Regions from separate parts of the Homo sapiens genome. Here region 1 is linked to region 2. A link is a loop called in an ENCODE intact Hi-C map of the cell type or tissue named here. Cell type or tissue: Caco-2. All regions are shown on one strand.

What was found. A loop is a pair of places that touch in the nucleus more often than their neighbours do. Peaks named below come from ENCODE experiments on the same cell type or tissue, not always from the same donor. Only the 100,000 strongest peaks of a DNase experiment are listed, where the experiment ranks them.
Region 1: it touches region 2 in a loop (11-fold over the local background); 2 of 110 quality-filtered maps call a loop at or near these places.

What each region holds. Positions count from the first base shown.
Region 1 is chr2:11,414,970-11,422,969 of GRCh38, forward strand. It overlaps LOC105373429 (a long non-coding RNA gene), which reads left to right. Exons shown (of 4, transcript XR_001739285.2): 3 at 6,202-6,297; 4 at 6,541-7,068. Among named protein-coding and RNA genes, the nearest start is that of LINC00570, 25 kb to the left of the region's middle. In Caco-2, a CTCF peak has its summit at 3,175 (motif pointing right); a DNase peak (open chromatin) is centred at 3,242.
Region 2 is chr2:11,677,242-11,685,241 of GRCh38, forward strand. It overlaps LOC100506405 (a long non-coding RNA gene), which reads left to right and starts at 4,184. Exons shown (of 2, transcript NR_187639.1): 1 at 4,184-4,251; 2 at 4,950-6,082. It also overlaps a transcript of LPIN1 not described here. RefSeq lists an enhancer at 4,664-5,304. In Caco-2, a CTCF peak has its summit at 4,978 (motif pointing left); a DNase peak (open chromatin) is centred at 4,950.

The DNA of each region.
Region 1 (8,000 bases), 260 kb before region 2:
GCTCAAAGCAAAGCGGTATAAAACTTGGTATAAACAGGATTTGCAGGGAAGACAGTGAAGTGATGCTACTTCACTTCCTGGATCCTCTATCACTGTAACAGGTAAATATGGGCACCTGTGTCTGCCAGGAACATTGACGTTTAATAGAGAATTTTTTGTTTTGCTTTTTGCTTTACCTGTTTTTCTTTTTTTTTTTTTTTTTTGAGACTGAGTCTCGCCCTGTCGCCCAGGCTAGAGTGCGGTGGCACGATCTCGGCTCACTGCACCCTCTGCCTCCCAGATTCAAGCAATTCTCCCGCCTCAGCCTTCTGAGCAGCTGGGATTACAGGTGGGCGCCACCACGCCCGGCTAATTTTTGTATTTTTAGTAGAGACGGGGTTTCACCATGTTGGTCAGGGTGGTCTCAAACTCCTAACTTCGTGATCCACCCGCCTCGGCCTCCCAAAGTGCTGGGACTACAGGTGTGAGCCACCGCGCCCAGCCCTTACTTTACCTTTTTTGACACTGGCCTACATTGCCTGGATATACACGTAGCTTATTTTGTTTTTTTTCTTTCATTTTTCTGTTCATATTTAGTCTTCTCACTGTACAAAGTGCTTTCATATTTCTGAACACCACATTGGGTCAGCATAACAGCCCTGTGGCTAGGAACATAATTAGATAATCCTGTTTTGGAGATAAATAAACTGAAGTTCAGAGAGGTTGAGTAACTCGCTCAAGACCACCCAGACACCATAAGGATGAACCTATTTTGAACCCGGGTTTTATGGATCCCTATGATTTCCTCTTTCTCATTATTCCATTTGGTCTTCCAAATGGAGAGGCTTACTAAAGATTACTTGACCAATTCCTGGATACTCTACGGCACAGTTGATTATTTTGTGCTTTTCTTTTCAGATGGGAATATAAAAATGACACTGGTTTAGGTTTTCATGTTGCTTTATAAAGCCTCCCTGGTATTAAGTAGTGAGGCATGTGGTACACTTCTGAACTAGTGTTTTTTTGTTTTTGTCTTTTAAAGTCTTTCAAATACAACTCTTAGACACTATAACAAGTTTAGGAGTATTTGGGTTTTCTCTTCCACAGTGATGTTCAGCAGAGGGGAAGGAAGATCTTAGCAATACTGTCAGTGGAGGGAAGGCTAAAGTGGAAGCTTATGCTTTTCAGCTTCTATGATTTGGATGATGAGATGGCCAGGTGATTCTAATCCAGAAGTGCTTTCTAATTTGTTGTAATTACTATTGCTGTGTAACCAATTATCCCTAAACTAAGCAGCTTATAACAACCATTTGACTACCCTCACAGATTCTGTGGTCAGAAATTGGACATGGCAGTGGGATGGCTTGGGAGCCTCAGCTGGGAAGACTTAATGGCTAAGAGTGACTCAAGAGCTGGGGGTTGGAATCCCAGGAGACATCACCACTTACTGTCTGGTGGTTGATCTGGCTGTTGGGCGGAACCTCACTCAGCCAGGGCTGTTGATTAGGGAACCCACATGTGGCCTTTCCAGAAGGCCTGGGCTTCCTCACAGTGTGGAGGTTCAAGGTAGTGGTACTTTTCATACGGAGACTCATGGCTCCAAAAGCATGAGCCCCAAGGAACAGGGAAGAAACTGCATTGCCTTTTTTTTTTTTTTTTTTTCTTTTTGAGATGGAGTCTCACACTCTCGCCCAGGCTGGAGTGCAATGGCGCGATCTCGGCTCACTGCAAGCTCCACCTCCCGGGTTCACGCCATTCTCCTGCCTCAGCCTCCCGAGTACCTGGGACTACAGGCACCCACCACCACGCCCAGCTAATTTTTTGCATTTTTAGTAGAGATGAAGTTTCACCATGTTAGCCAGGATGGTCTCGATCTCCTGACCCTGTGATCCACCCACCTCAGCCTCCCAAAGTGCTGGGATTACAGGCGTGAGGCACCGCGCCCGGCCATTGCCTTTTTTAAGGTAGCCTCAGAGAGCATCACTTCTGCACATTCTATCAGTTGCAAGCAAGTCCCAAGCCTGCCTAGATTCAAGGATCCAGGACATAGACCCTGCCTCTTGATGGAAGGGTGGCAAGGTCACATTGTAGGAGAAGATGTGGGATGGGAGATATTGCCACAGTCATCTATGGAAAATACCATCTGCCATTCTAGTGAGGATGTGTCACCTCTGGGCTTTACTAACATTAGTGAAGGGACGTGCTCATCTGCCAAATGCCGTTAAAGTATTGCTGGGGCTGTAGCTCATGGCCAGTTACAGCTGCTTGGGTTTGAATCAGATCTCTCAACCAACCAACCAACCAACCAACCAATGCAGGAACCAGCCTATCTACAGCAATACCCTCTAAGAGTCAAATACTGGGCCAAGAGCCAAGTATGAATTAAAAAGGCCCCTACCCTCAAGGATCACCTGAATCTTAAATGTTAGTGTACATAGAGCTAGCTGGAGTAAAAGTTTAAACTACAGATGCCTGTCTGCCTTCCTTCATTCTAATTCAGTTGTCAGTTCCAGCTGGAGCACAGGAATCTGCGTTGTAACAAGCCCGTAGGTGGTTCTAGCATAAGAGATCCGAGGGGGGCACTTTGAGACTCACTGATCAGCAGAACTAGTGCTTTGAGACTGGGCATGGTGGCTCACACCTGTAATCTTAACACTTTGGGAGGCTGAAGCAGGTGGGTCACTTCAGGTCAGGAGTTCAAGACCAGCCTGGTCAACGTGGTGAAGCCCCGTCTCTACTAAAAATATAAAAATTAGCCAGGCATGGTGGCACACACCTGTAATTCCAGCTACTCAGGAGGCTGAGGTGGAAGGATCGCTTGAACCTGGGAGGTGGAGTTTGCAATAAGCCAAGATCATGCCATTGCACTCCGGCCTGGGCAACAGAGTGAGACTCTGTCTCAAAAAACAAAACAAAACAAAACAAAACAAAACAAAACAAAACAAAACAAAACAAAACAAAAAAAACTAGTGCTTTGGTCCAGAGAGTGAGCTTGGGTGCTTTTCATAAGTCATTAGCTTTCAGTTTGCCTGGCTTCTCTCCTTGAATCTTACTAGCTGTGGTAGGTTAGATTGTTGTGCCCGTTTTTGATTTATAGCCCGGCAGCCTCAAAACCATCCTTTTTGCCTGCTAGTGAAAATGAATCTGGGCCTTTTACATATTTTTTTTCTTCGCTAGCTGGCACAATTTTAAGCTTTGTCAGTAGAGGGCGCTAGAGAGATGCTGCAGACGAAAAACGGTTTGCTTCCTGGTTCCCACAGGCTTGACCCGCAGCCTGCTTTAAGGAGTGGCTTCTCCAGTGAACAGCTCCTAGAGCACACATAGCTTCTCAAGCACACAGCTCCTGCACAAACTGTGGTGCATCTATGCAGTGGAAAATTATTCAGCAACAAAAAAATGAGCTATCGAGCCACAAAAAGACATGGAAGAATCTTAAATGCATATTGCTAAGTTAAAGAAGCCAGTCTGAAAAGGTTACAATTGCATATCATTCTGGAAAAGGCAAAACTAGAGAGACAGTAAAAAGACCAGTGGTTGCCAGGAGTTAGGGGTAGGGAAGGGGAGATCAATAGGTGAAGCACAGGGGATTTTTAGGGTGGTGAAACTATTAGGTGTGATACTGTAGTGGTAGATACAAGACGTCATGCACTCAGCAAAACCTGTAGAGATGTACAACAGAAAGAGTGAATCCGAATGGAAACTATAGACTTAATAATAATGCATTAATGTCAGGTCATCAATTGCAACAGGTGTACTACATCAATTCAAGATGTCATTAATAGTAGGGGAAACTGTGCACAGAAAGAGGGGGTTATAATGGGAATTTTGTACTTTGCATCATTTTTCTGTAAACCTAAAACTACTCTAAAAATATAATCTATTTTTAAAAGTCATTGAAGGCAAAAATAAAAGGTTCAGCAAACACTGATTTTAGAATTTTAGGTCCCCCTCCTACAATTCTGCCTAGAGTATTTGATTATTTCTTTTCATATTTACAGTGGCACAAAGGGAAAATAATGGACACTTTATGTTTTACCTAAGACATTTTGCAGTTCTACATAGATACTCACATTTCATTTTCATTTTTATTTATTTATTTTTTTGAGACAGAGTCTTGCTCTGTTACCTAGGCTGGAGTGCAGTGGCGCAATCTTGGCTCACTGCAACCTCTGCCTCCTGGGTTCAAGCGATTTTTGTGCCTCAGCCTCCCGAGTAGCTGGGATTACAGGTGTGCACCTCCATGCCTGGCTAATATTTTGTATTTTTAGTAGAGACAGGGTTTCTCCATGTTGGCCAGGCTGGTCTCAAACTCCTGACCTCAAGTGATCTGCCTGCCTCAGCCTCCCAAAGTGCTGGGATTACAGACGTGAGCCATCATGCCTGGCCTTTTTTTTTTTTTAATCATATTCAACTCATCCATTCAAAATGCTGATGTATCAGCCAGGCACGGTGGCTCACACCTGTAATCCCAGCACTTTGGGAGGCCGAGGCTGGCGATCACCTGAGGTTAGGAGTTCAAGGCCAGCCTAGCCAACACAGTGAAACCCCATCTCTACTAAAAAACAAACAAAAAATATAAAAAAATTAGCCAGGTGTGGTGGTTCACGCCTGTAGTTCCAGCTACTCGGGAGGCTGAGGCAGGAGAATCACTTGAATTTGGGAGGCAGAAGTTACAGTGAGCTGAGATCGGGCCACTGCACTCCAGCCTGGGTGACAGAGTGAGACTCTGCCTCAAAAAACAGAAAAGAAAAAAAAAAGCGATCAATGTTTTCACTTTGTAAGCCATGGTTTTATGTACAGGGTGTACTAAAAAATCCTCATAGGAAAAGGAGAGTCCGTGGAAAAACTAAATTCTCCCTTTCAGATTTGTCCACTGTGTGGTAGTGGCAACAGCAATTTCTGAAAGAAAGGTCTTGGATAGCACTGCCAAGTTGCAGCTTCATAAACTATCAAGTGAGCTGTTTTCTGTGAGGACAACTCGCACACTTGCTATCACCATACACAGTGAGCTACTAAAGATACCGCAGCTCTCAGGGCTGACTTCAAGCGGATATGAGAATGCGACACAGCTGATTGCCTGCTCCAAGTCCCAAATTGGAAACATGAGCTTGCCCACATACGACATTCCAACTAACTCGACAAATGAATCCTCAAATGCTCCTCACGATCATTTGTTTTAAAAAGCTCAAGTGATTTTTCATTGTCTCAGACTGCTGCTGTGGAAGGCTGCCTATTGGAAAAAAAAAAACAAAAAACAAGGACAGAATCAAATGGAATATTTCCTAAGGCAGGGAGGAAAGAACAAAGTATTAAAAAGGACAAGAAGTCCCACTGCTGTAACAGAGATAGAGATTCCTGATCAAGAAGCCACATTTTTAGGAAAGTGGGATGTGCCGTTTTATTTTTAAAATGAGATGCAATCAATGACACACGCTGTACAGCATGTATTCTGTGTACTAGCCTCTCCCCTGGTTTCACATTATTTTCCTACCCTTATTTACCCTTTGCCCCAGTTTTCTTACTCTTTGAGAAAATACTGTATCTTTTCATAAGATGTTGGAAATCCTATTTGATACATTGTGAAGTGAAAATAAGTAGAAAATGCTATATTTTGAGCATTAATGATAACTTTCTAAATTTGCTGCAACGGATTATTTTTGGTGACTCTACTTAAAATACCTCAAATCAAATTCCTTACTTGAGTATAAGCATAAATATTCCAGATTTCTGAAATCAAGATTTAAAGAGTTATTCCAGCATACATGTATATACATACACATCCATGTAACTTTCATGAGACATGTATTACAAGCTGTTCGAACTACCGTTCCAGAGGTTCACTGACCAACGAAAATAACCTTAGTAGTGAAGTACAAAACCAAATCCAGAAAGCAGTCCAGGGGTTTAGTCAGATTGCTTCTTCTCACCGAGCAGCGTCATACAGTATGTATTCCTACCCATGCACACTGGTCAAGGGAAGAAAGAAGTGGTCAGTAGTAGGAGGAATGGGCTTAGGTAGTGATATGGTTTGGATTTGTGTCCCTGCCCAAATCTCGTGTCGAACTGTAATCCCCAGCGTTGGAAGTGGGGCCTGGTGGGAGGTGATGGGATCGTGGGGGCAGATTTTCCCCTTGCTGTTCTCATGATAGTGACTGAGTGCTTACGAGATCTGGTTGTTTACAAGTATGTACTGCCTCCTTCGCTCTCTTCCTCTTGCTCCAGCCATGTAAAATGTGCCTCCTTCGTCTTCTCATTCTGCCATGATTGTAAGTTTCCTGAGGTCTCCCCAGCCACGCTTCCTGAACAGCCTGCGGAACGGTGAGCCAACTAAACCTCTTTTCTTTATAAATTACCCAGCCTCAGGTCATTCCTTATAGCAATGCAACAAGGACAAACTAATCCAGGTGGTATGGTCATCATGAGTTAATGTTTGCCTGTTTGCCCCAACTGCTGAAGAGCTGTCTGACAATTAAGACCATCTCTAGTAACTACAGCACGAGCTGAAAGAATTTCACACCTCAAATTCCATAGCCTGACAAGGGGTCACCTTCATTTTTAAAGGGAATATGGCTTGTGAACCGTACTGTCTGGGGTCCGAATCCTGGCTCTAGTATTTCCCAGTTGTGGAGTTTTGGGCAAGCATGCCCTCATCCTCCTGAGCCTCAGCAACGACACTTATCTGACAAGGTAACACAAACATTAACTGTTTCTCCTAGTCCAGGGGCCGGCACCTGGTATGGGCTCAATAAATGGCAGTCATTATTATGAGTAGATAATTATAACAATAATAAAGTGTTAGAAAATTCATGAAAGTACAAGAGGCTTGAAATTTCTATAAACCACTCCCCAAACATGATATAATGTTTACCTACAACCCAGTTTTTCCTTTTGCACCAAATAAAATCCAGCTGTGCAGCTGAGAGGCAATGAAATTGAGAATGATTCTAAATTGTTGTAAATATATTTTCAAAGGATTGTAAATATATTTTCAAAGTTAAATGTAAAATGAGAGCCTGTTTGTAGACAACTGAGTTGGCTTGTGATGACATTTTTTACTAAAGCTGTCAGAGGATCTGAAAGAATTTTGCAAAGTACTGGACATGATGTTCAGCTTCTTTAGAAAGCTGATGAGCACTAAGCAATATGTTGCCTTGTTGTAAATAGCAAATCAGTGTCATGGTCTTTACTCTCCTTCACCAGATTATGTGATCGAATAAGTAACCACATGTTAGGTGGAAACAAATTGTAAAAGGCTTTTAACTAAGCAACGTTTCAATATTTGTTTGTTTTTTTGAGACGGTCTCTCTCTGTCACCCAGGCTGGAGTGCAGTGGTGCGATTATAGCTCACGGCAGCCTTGATCTTCTGGGCTCAAGTGATCCTCCCACCTCAGCCACCCGAAGTGCTGGTATTACAGGCGTGAGCCCCCATGCCCAGCTTCAATATTTCTTTTAAGTGTGGTTTGTTTTTTTCACTGCCAACACATTTTTATCTTAATGTTACCACCCAAGTCAACCAGAAGTCATTTAAGAAATAGCTGGTGTAGAAAATAATTTTGCAAAATGAGAAATCAGTTCAAAGGCTGGATTCCAAACTGGCATGAGCCTGTCCCCAGTGTTGGTGTCTCGTCTCCATGTGGTCTTTTGCCAACTCATCTGCTTTTGCCCCCGACCTGCCCTTGGGCAGAATCCAGTGCAGATCCTCATGCATTTAGGAAGGGTGTCTGAAGGCTTACTCAGCAGCCACCAGTCATCATGTCTTTTCTATTTTCTATTACCACATTCAGTTACAAACAGGTACACAAATATGAAGAGAAATGGAGGGCAAGGGACGTAAGATGGTGCATGTTTCTCCTGCCCTGGTAAAACGTCTTCTCTGGCAATATTATCTCCGTTGGTAGAATGGTTGCCTGTGACAGGAAGAGGTCGTGGGGGTAGGCAGAGCAGGGTAAGGTTTTAAACAAATTCTTTTTTGCAATATTTACTGATTATTTTATTTTTTCTCCATTGAAGAGACTCTTTT
Region 2 (8,000 bases):
CCTTGGGGAAGTTATTCAATCTCCGAGCCCTACTGCCTCTGAGGAGCTGGAGTGGGGAGGGCAGGGTACACAGTGCCCCGCGGCTGGCCGGCAGGGGTCATTCCCCCCTCTCTAGTTTCCCCTTCACAAAGGTGACAGAAACTGGCATCTTCTGGAAGTTTTGCATCCTGGATGTTGTTTGTCAGCTGGTCCCCAGGTAGGAGAGCATTTGCAATTCAACACTCTGCTCTTTTGCTGAGCCTTGTGACTTGGCCGGGGCTCCCGGGACTGGTGTAAAGGGAAGCACCGCCTGCCCAGGCTCCAGTGTCACCCAGCCCAGCCTCCCAGCTTCTGAGCCGGTGTTGCCGGGGGACATTTCTCTCCTGATGCTGGGTGAGGAGGCAGACAGCACCATACAGGGCGGGCCATGGGGGAACAGGACGGCATTCGCAGCTCCAGCTGGGAGACCTCGCAGGGCAAGAGCTCCCCAGACTCGGCTTGGTCATGGGTAAGGGCCGGCCATGTGGCCATCTGCAAACACAGCCCCTGCTCTTCCTCCTTCCATCCCCAGGTGCCCGCGTACTGATGGGACCCGGGGAACATTTGCGCCCAGAGCGCCTTGTTCGGGATGGGTTTGTGCATTCACGCTTCCCCAGATAGGTGACCGGCCCCGCTTGCTCCTCACAGGCTCCTATTCAGAAGGCTGCATTTATAGAGGAGGCTGTAGAACTTATTCAAGAATTAAAGGCTTTTTTCTTTGCCTTGGATGGAAAATGCATAGTGATTGCTTAATCTTCAAAATGGGACTTCAGAGCTTCGTGAGTGCCTCCAGCCCATCAGGCACTCTGCTAGAACATCCTTGTCTGTCCAGTTTGTGTGCAGGCCAGGAAGCGAGGTGTGGAGAGTTGAAGGGACCCCTCCAATGTGGTCATTTAACCAGTGCTGTCTCCAATAACATGCTGTGTGTGCTGTGGGGCTTCTGTGGACCCCAAAGCCAGCGGCTGTCCCTACTGCCCTTTTCAGATCTCATCCTAGCAGCCAAGGCTTTTTTGCTGTTGTTGCACAAAAGTAGTTATTTTCACAAAAAAGCCCAAAGCAGGAGTGGAGGGCGTTCGAATAACCCTGAGTGGCAGTGAGTCCCGAGGGTAGGGCCTGGGCTAGAATTCAGAACCCTGCAGTTTCTTCCAGAGGCCAGGGGGTTGGGCTGCAGTGAGGATAATGTGTCAAACCACTGCTCCAAATGGTGCGTCGGGGACACCTGCTGTGGTCCTCAGCTGCAGAGGCTGAGATGGCAGTGAGAGAGGGTTCAGCATGCTTAGGGGGCAGGGAGACCCGGGGTTTTCTGCATCCTAGGGGGATAGAGTGGCGAGGCAGGCCAACCTCCCGCTGCTGGACCCCAAGCACTTGTCGCCTGTCACTTCAGTCAGCTCCATCCTCAGGGCAGTGCCTTCCTTCAGGGACAAGAGGTCCTTCTGGGGCTGGTGTCCAGGCGGCAATGCAGTGAGGGCTCTCTAGGGAGAAAGGAGGCGTGGATCCTGCTCCCACCTCTGCACTGTTTTGCAGCTTGGCCCTTTGGGCAAGTATTTCCTGAATGGACCGGAGGCCTGCAGGGGAGAGACATCAGGCTGGTCCACAACATCCCTCTACATGATGGGGACAGGAGCAGGACCTTCTCTCGGGAGCCCCGTGCAGGTGAATGACACCCACACTCAGATTAAGTAGACCATTTTTGTGGTTAGTCAGGGATTATAATGGCTTTGTCTTGTTTCCTTTGCTGGAATGTCTCTTAAGTTTGCCCGGTGCTGACTGAGAATGGCACTCGCATCTTCCCAGTGGACAGGTGGGGCTCTTATGAAGCTCTGTCTCATGCCCCGCAGGACTGACTCTCTCGCCAGCCTGAGACGCAGGTGTTATTATCATGGCATCTCTCTCACACAAGCCTGGCAGGTGGGGAGCACAGCATCGCTATTCCCATTTGACAGCTGAGAAAACTGAGGCTATGAAGTTGGGACTTTTGCACAGCACCTTGGGAGGGGAGTGGTGGAAGATGGGGAGAGGAACCCAGGCCTCCTGGGGCCCAGTCCAACCCTCGTTCTCTCCTGCACCTCCCTACAGATGTGGAAGTTTGGATTTAATACTGATTTAATATTATGTCTGTTTTCTGCTTATGTTTTATTGGATATTAATTATTTTTCTGATTATAAAAGCATGTTCATTGTAGAATATGTAGCATATACAGGAAAGTTTAAATAACATAAAAGCCTGGGGACTTTGTAAACAGAGGTGGTGCTTCCTTCACCGAAGGCTCCTTGTAATGAAGCTGCAGAGAGGATGTCAAACCCGCCACGTGTCCCCTTGTATTCCATCGCTCTTCCAACCCCACAACCTTCCTGTGTGTTTGATAAACGCTTGTTGACAGATGGACGGGATACTAAGCCCCAGGCTAAAACCCTCAGCAGGCCCCTTGGCTGATCCACCGTGGTCTAGATTCCCCCAACCCCTGCCCCGGCAGTCTCTGTGCGGTGCCCATGGCCTTTTGCCTTGGGGGAGGCAGGCCTCCATGGCTCTGAAGGGTGATGGGGGCCGGGGGAGTCTGGCCTGCTTCCTCTCAAGCTGCAGAGCTGGCTTCCTGCAAGGCTCTGCTTCTGAAGGGGCCTGGTGGCCTTGGCCTTGGCTCAGGCTGGTGCTGCACCTGGAGGAATCTGGCCTGCTTGCTGAAGGGTGGCTGCAGAGCCGTGAAACTGGGAGCGTCACTGGGAGTTGCTGCTGGGGACTGAGTCTGGGACTAGTCCTTGGATGGCAGGGAGGGCTGGGCCCAGAGTTGGGGCTTCAGCAAAGAAGAGAAACTGGGACCTAGATCAGGCAGGCCCCCGATGGACTGACAGCAGTCCAGGAATGCTGAGGGGGGATGCAGGAGATGTGGGTGGGAGAGGTGGGAGCTGTGACTGCCCTGGCCAGAAGCCCAGGCAGGGCTGGCTGGCTTCTGGGAAGCGTAAAAGTGGCTCAGCCACCATAGGGCTGTTTTCATTCCTGGGGCTGGAAAATGGCAGCTGGCAGCAGCGTGAGCCCTCGGAGGCACCTGCTAAGTTGGCAGCATCACCTGTGCTGTTGGCCATGGCCATTCCCAGAGACTCTGGGCTTGGTCTCTGCGCCACAAGTATTTCTGGGCCCTGAGTGTGTGCAGAGCTCTGTGGTGGGGTAACGGGGCGATCTGGGGGCGGTGCGTGAAAGGCCTGGTCTCTCCCTCTTCTGCAGGAGGTCAAGGTGGAATGGGAATGGGTGGGGCTGCAGCTGGCAAGCCACAGAGTTCACAGGGCACAGGTCAAGAGTGATTCAGCCTGGCAGGGCTGGAGGAGGCCTCTCTGAGAAGCTGGCCTTGGAGGAGGAATAGGATTTCAATAAACAGAGCTGACGGGGGTGGAGCTTTCTAGCTGCGGGGTCAGCTTGAGCAAAGGCTGGGGAATGAGTACAGTGTGTTCCCCTAAAGCTAAGTCTGCAGGGGTTGTTCCTTGGGGCGTTGGGACTTTATTTTTTTCTTAGTTGGGGTGTGTGTGGTGACATTCGTCTTGGTCAGGCACCCTGCCTATGAAAGATAGCAGGCAGTCACGGGCCGAATATGTAAGACCCAGAGTGAAGGCCAAAGTTCGGGGGCCACGAGGCCTGGACTCACACCCTAGCATTGTCAGTTACAACTTTTGATTTGCTGAAAATGTAGTTGTCTCATCTATAAAATGAAGCTTATAATACCTAACTATATACTACTCACAGGTGCTTGATAAATGGTAGCTATTATTAATACCAGCACTACACCTGAAAGCAGATGGCCTGTGGTGACAGGCTGGACTGCAAATACAATGGTGCCAAGACACTGAATCCCTCTACACTGGCCCAGTGGACTCAGAGAGCACTGTAGGGGAAAATGCATGGAGCCAGGTCCTGCATTTGTCTCTGTATGAAGAACTCTGAGTTCAGTCTTCCTTTAGTCACTTAGCTTGGCATTCAAGGCCCCTCAAAGGCTGGCCCCACCTCTCCGCCTGATATGGTTTGGATGTGTGTCCCCCACCCAAAGCTCCTGTTGAATTATAATCCCCAGTGTTGGAGGAAAGGTTTGGTGGGAGGTGATTGGATCATGGTGGCCGACTTTCCCTTTGCTGTTCTCATGAGAGATCTGGTTGGTTAAAAGTATGTAGCACCTCCTTCTATTGTCTTCCTCTTCCTCCTGCTCCGGCCATATAGGACGTGCTGGCTTCCCCTTCGCCTTCTGCCGTCATTGTAAGTTTCCCGAGGTCTCCCCAGCTATGCTTCCTGTACAGCCTGTGGAACTGTGAGCCATTTAAACCTCTTTTCTTTATAAATTACCCAGGTTCGGGTATTTCTTTATAGCAGTGCGAGAACAGGCTAGTACACCCCCGTCGGCTCTGTTCTTTCCTTCTACCACGTCCCCGTGCTGCCCCTGGGACGTGCTGAGCCAGGCGTGTTAGTTGGGTCTCCAGGGAGGTGACCATTCAGGACCCTGGACCCATTTTGTCACCTCCAGTCCATGTAGGCTTGGGGGTTGGACTTGGGGCCCCATCTACTCAGAGCTTTTGTTTGCCACCTGGGTTCATTTGGCTTCACCAACCAGAGGCCTGAACAGAGGCTGGGCGACGTCCTCTCCTCTGGGGCCCCTTTCTACAGGGACCTTTGGAGCGCACGCCCCTGACGGTGGCCGGGTGTGGAGACAAACCCAGGGAAAGGGTCCACTTCTCCCATACCGCGAACCCCCTGAAATGCCTGTGTGGGCTGCCCCCTGGTCCTGGGAGGGCTCTCGGGAGGCTGCTACCTCTGGCCGGCCTGAAGGCACTGGCGCCTGGGGTGTTCGTTGTGGGTGAGATGGAAACAGAGAAGAAAGCTGCAGGCCTCCGTGGGGAGCGGGGCTTTGGGCCTCTCTCTCCTCTCAGCGTCCTGGGCTTGCCCCACTCCTCCTGCAGGTGAGCCGTGGGGAGGCCTTGAGCGCCCCCTGGAGGTGACACTCTGCCACTACACATAGGAAACCACCTGGAAACCCAACCACAGTGTCTGATGTGACTTTTCTTAGTGACAGGAAATTAGGATGAGCACGAGCAAAGTCGGTGGTCACAAGGGAGCAGCCAGGCCAGTCCTGCTTAAACTCCTGCTGTTACATGTTTGCGATTGAACTCGTAGCAAGCTGCCGATGGAACACAACCTGCCTCCGGCACAGACGCCGATCTTCAATCCCTTCTCCCCAGCACCGGTGACAGCCCTAGTCATCCTTCAAGGCCCAGTTCAAATGCCTCCATCTCCATACCATTTCAGTTCGTGGTTGGGGATAGGAGCTCCCGTCGCGATCGTCATCTTTCTGCTGCAGACAGATTTTGTTTCCCTCTGTAAAGTTGGAGTGCAGGGGACAAGGCTCTGAACATAGCATTTAAGTGACAGAGATGGTTGTGGTCATGTCCCAGTATGTATTTATCTATCTCCTGCTCCAGTAAATGTCACACTCCCCGGGGCAGCGAGGGTGTCACCATCTCGGTGTCCCCACAGCACCTAGCACAGTCTCCCAGACGATCCAGGGCAGACCCTTCGCATGGGAACGCAAGTCCCTGTTTGTCCGGGTCACTCAGGTTTACGCCTATTGTCCTGTAATTATTTATGCACCCTCTTTTGCTGTCATAGGTGTTGGGTTGGAACAGTCACCCTATTTAGCACACACCTATTAAGCCAAAGCACCTTAGTGTGTAGGCTTCCCTCACCCAAACCTGTTCCCAAAGGTCCTTTCTCACCGGCTACTTTGGGGGCCCCAGTAATCTTCCCGACCCCTCTGGTCAGGGCCAGAGTGGGGAGCAAGTGTCTAAAGCAAGGCCTTCAACAAGGTCCCTTCCCTGAGAGACTCAGTTTGTGACGCTTGTGATTGTGAAGCTCAAATGGATTATGTGACTCCACATAACTCTGCAAACTGTGGTGCGCCCTATTATTGCCGTTTAACTTGTCAGTGTCGGTTCTGCACCCCTGCAGGCTCTGTAGGGGCTGGAGAAGAACACTTGATTTGGAATTTCGGTAATAGCCAGTGAGCTAAGAACCACATAAAATAATGCAGATCATATGAAATGCGTCATGTGTCATTTTGTCTTCTGATATTTAAACATGCTCAAGTGTATGGTAGAGAGCGTGAGAGAATGGGCTGAGCTGGGCTGGGTATACTTGAAATGATGACTCCAGACATGGGAGATGGGAGCGGCTGAAGGGAGGCAGCCCATGAGTCGCCCTTTGGGAGCAGATGGCCTGGAGTTGAACGTGAGGGATGGGGATGAGGGACTGAGAAGGAAGAAGAGAAACAGGGAGGTCTGAGATGGCTTTTACTCTGGGAAGTAACGGGTCCGCCCTTCTTTGTCCCTGCCTCCTGCCTCCTCCTGGACTCTATGCAGAGGAGAGAAGATGGGGCGTGGCTTCCCCCCAATGCTGTGGTCGTCGAGGTAAGCAGATTTGCCCTGCCCTGCCCTGCACTGCCGCTCTGTTCCTCCAGGACGGCTGGTGTTTATGTGAACATCCTGCTGCACCTGAGGAAGGGACAGGTGTGGTGAAAGCCAGGCTTTGTCATCCAGGTGCCCTGGCTTGGAATCCTGGCTCTGCTGCTTCTAAACTGAGCTGTGACCTTGCCCAAGTTGCCTTGAGCCTCTCCCAGCCCTGGGCTCTTCATCTTTAAACTGGGGCTGATGACGCTGCTTTACCAGCCCAGCATGGGGGTGAGTGAGGTGAGCTCGGAAGAGTCTTCTTACTTTTCTCATAGCAGCTGCATGAAAGGTGGATTAGAAGAAGCTGCCAGGCAAAGTATCCATTTAGTGAAAATTCAGTGTGAACTGTACAGTCTGTGAACCTCTGGCAGGTATCACGCTGTCTCTTGTGATCCGAATGGCAGCTCTGGGTCTGGGCTGGCTTCTGGAGCTGGAGCCCCCACCCTTCCCAGTGCCAAGGCTGCTTCTGACGTAGTAAGCAGGTGTGTCTGCTAGAGCAAGGGCCAGCCAGGGTGATGGACTCTCTTGTCTCCTGGGCTCAACCAATCCTCCCACCTCATCCTCCCAGGTAGCTGGGACTACAGGTGTGTGCCACTGCAACCAGCTAATTTTTTTTTAAAGTTTTTGTAAAAACAAGGTTTCTCTATGTTGCCCAAACTGATCTTGAACTCCTAGCCTCAAATGATCCTCCTGCTTTGGCCTCTCATAGTTCTGGAATTACAGGCATGAGCCACTGTGCCCAACTCTCTTGTTTTTGAAGGAAGAACCAGAGTAACACAGAGCTGGAGGGTGGTTGGCATGGAGTATTGGTGCCAAAGTTTTCACTGACCCGTGGTGAACAAAGAAAATAAGACAATGTTGTGGGGTAGATATGTTCATGTGACTTGGCCCATTCAAATTCCCTGGGAAAGACTATTATTTATCCTGGGAGAAGGCATTTTCTATTTTGGGGAGGTTAAAGTATCTTTTATGAAAAGAAAAATACTTTCCTTCCATCCCTCCCTCCCTCCCTCCCTTCCTTCCATTGTTTTTCATTTTTTAAGATTAAAAGTTGACAACCTTATGTCAGTTACCACGCATGCTCCCTGAAATGAAAATTGTAAAAGATTATTGTCTTTTCACTCATTTGCTTATTCTAGTAATAAATATTCACTAGGCGACACTGTGGCCGGCACTCTTCTAAGCACTGGAAATGAGCCGTGAATAAAACAAACATCCTGCCCTCCTGGAGCTTACAGTCCAGGTGGGGGAGAAAAGAATAAGCAAGTGTCTAAGTAACATGCATGTCAGATGGGGAGAGGGGTTGTGGAGAAAAAGAAAATGGGGAAAGGCAACGGGGAGCCCGAGACGGGAGGATGACGTAATTTTCAATGGGGAGGTTGGGGAGGTCACAGAGAAGGTGACATGTGAGCAAAGACTTGAAGGAGCTGAGGAGTGAGCGGAGGCCTCAGGAGGTGTCAAGGGTCCTGAAGCTGAAGCATCTTGGCAGGTTTGAGGAATGCCAAGAGG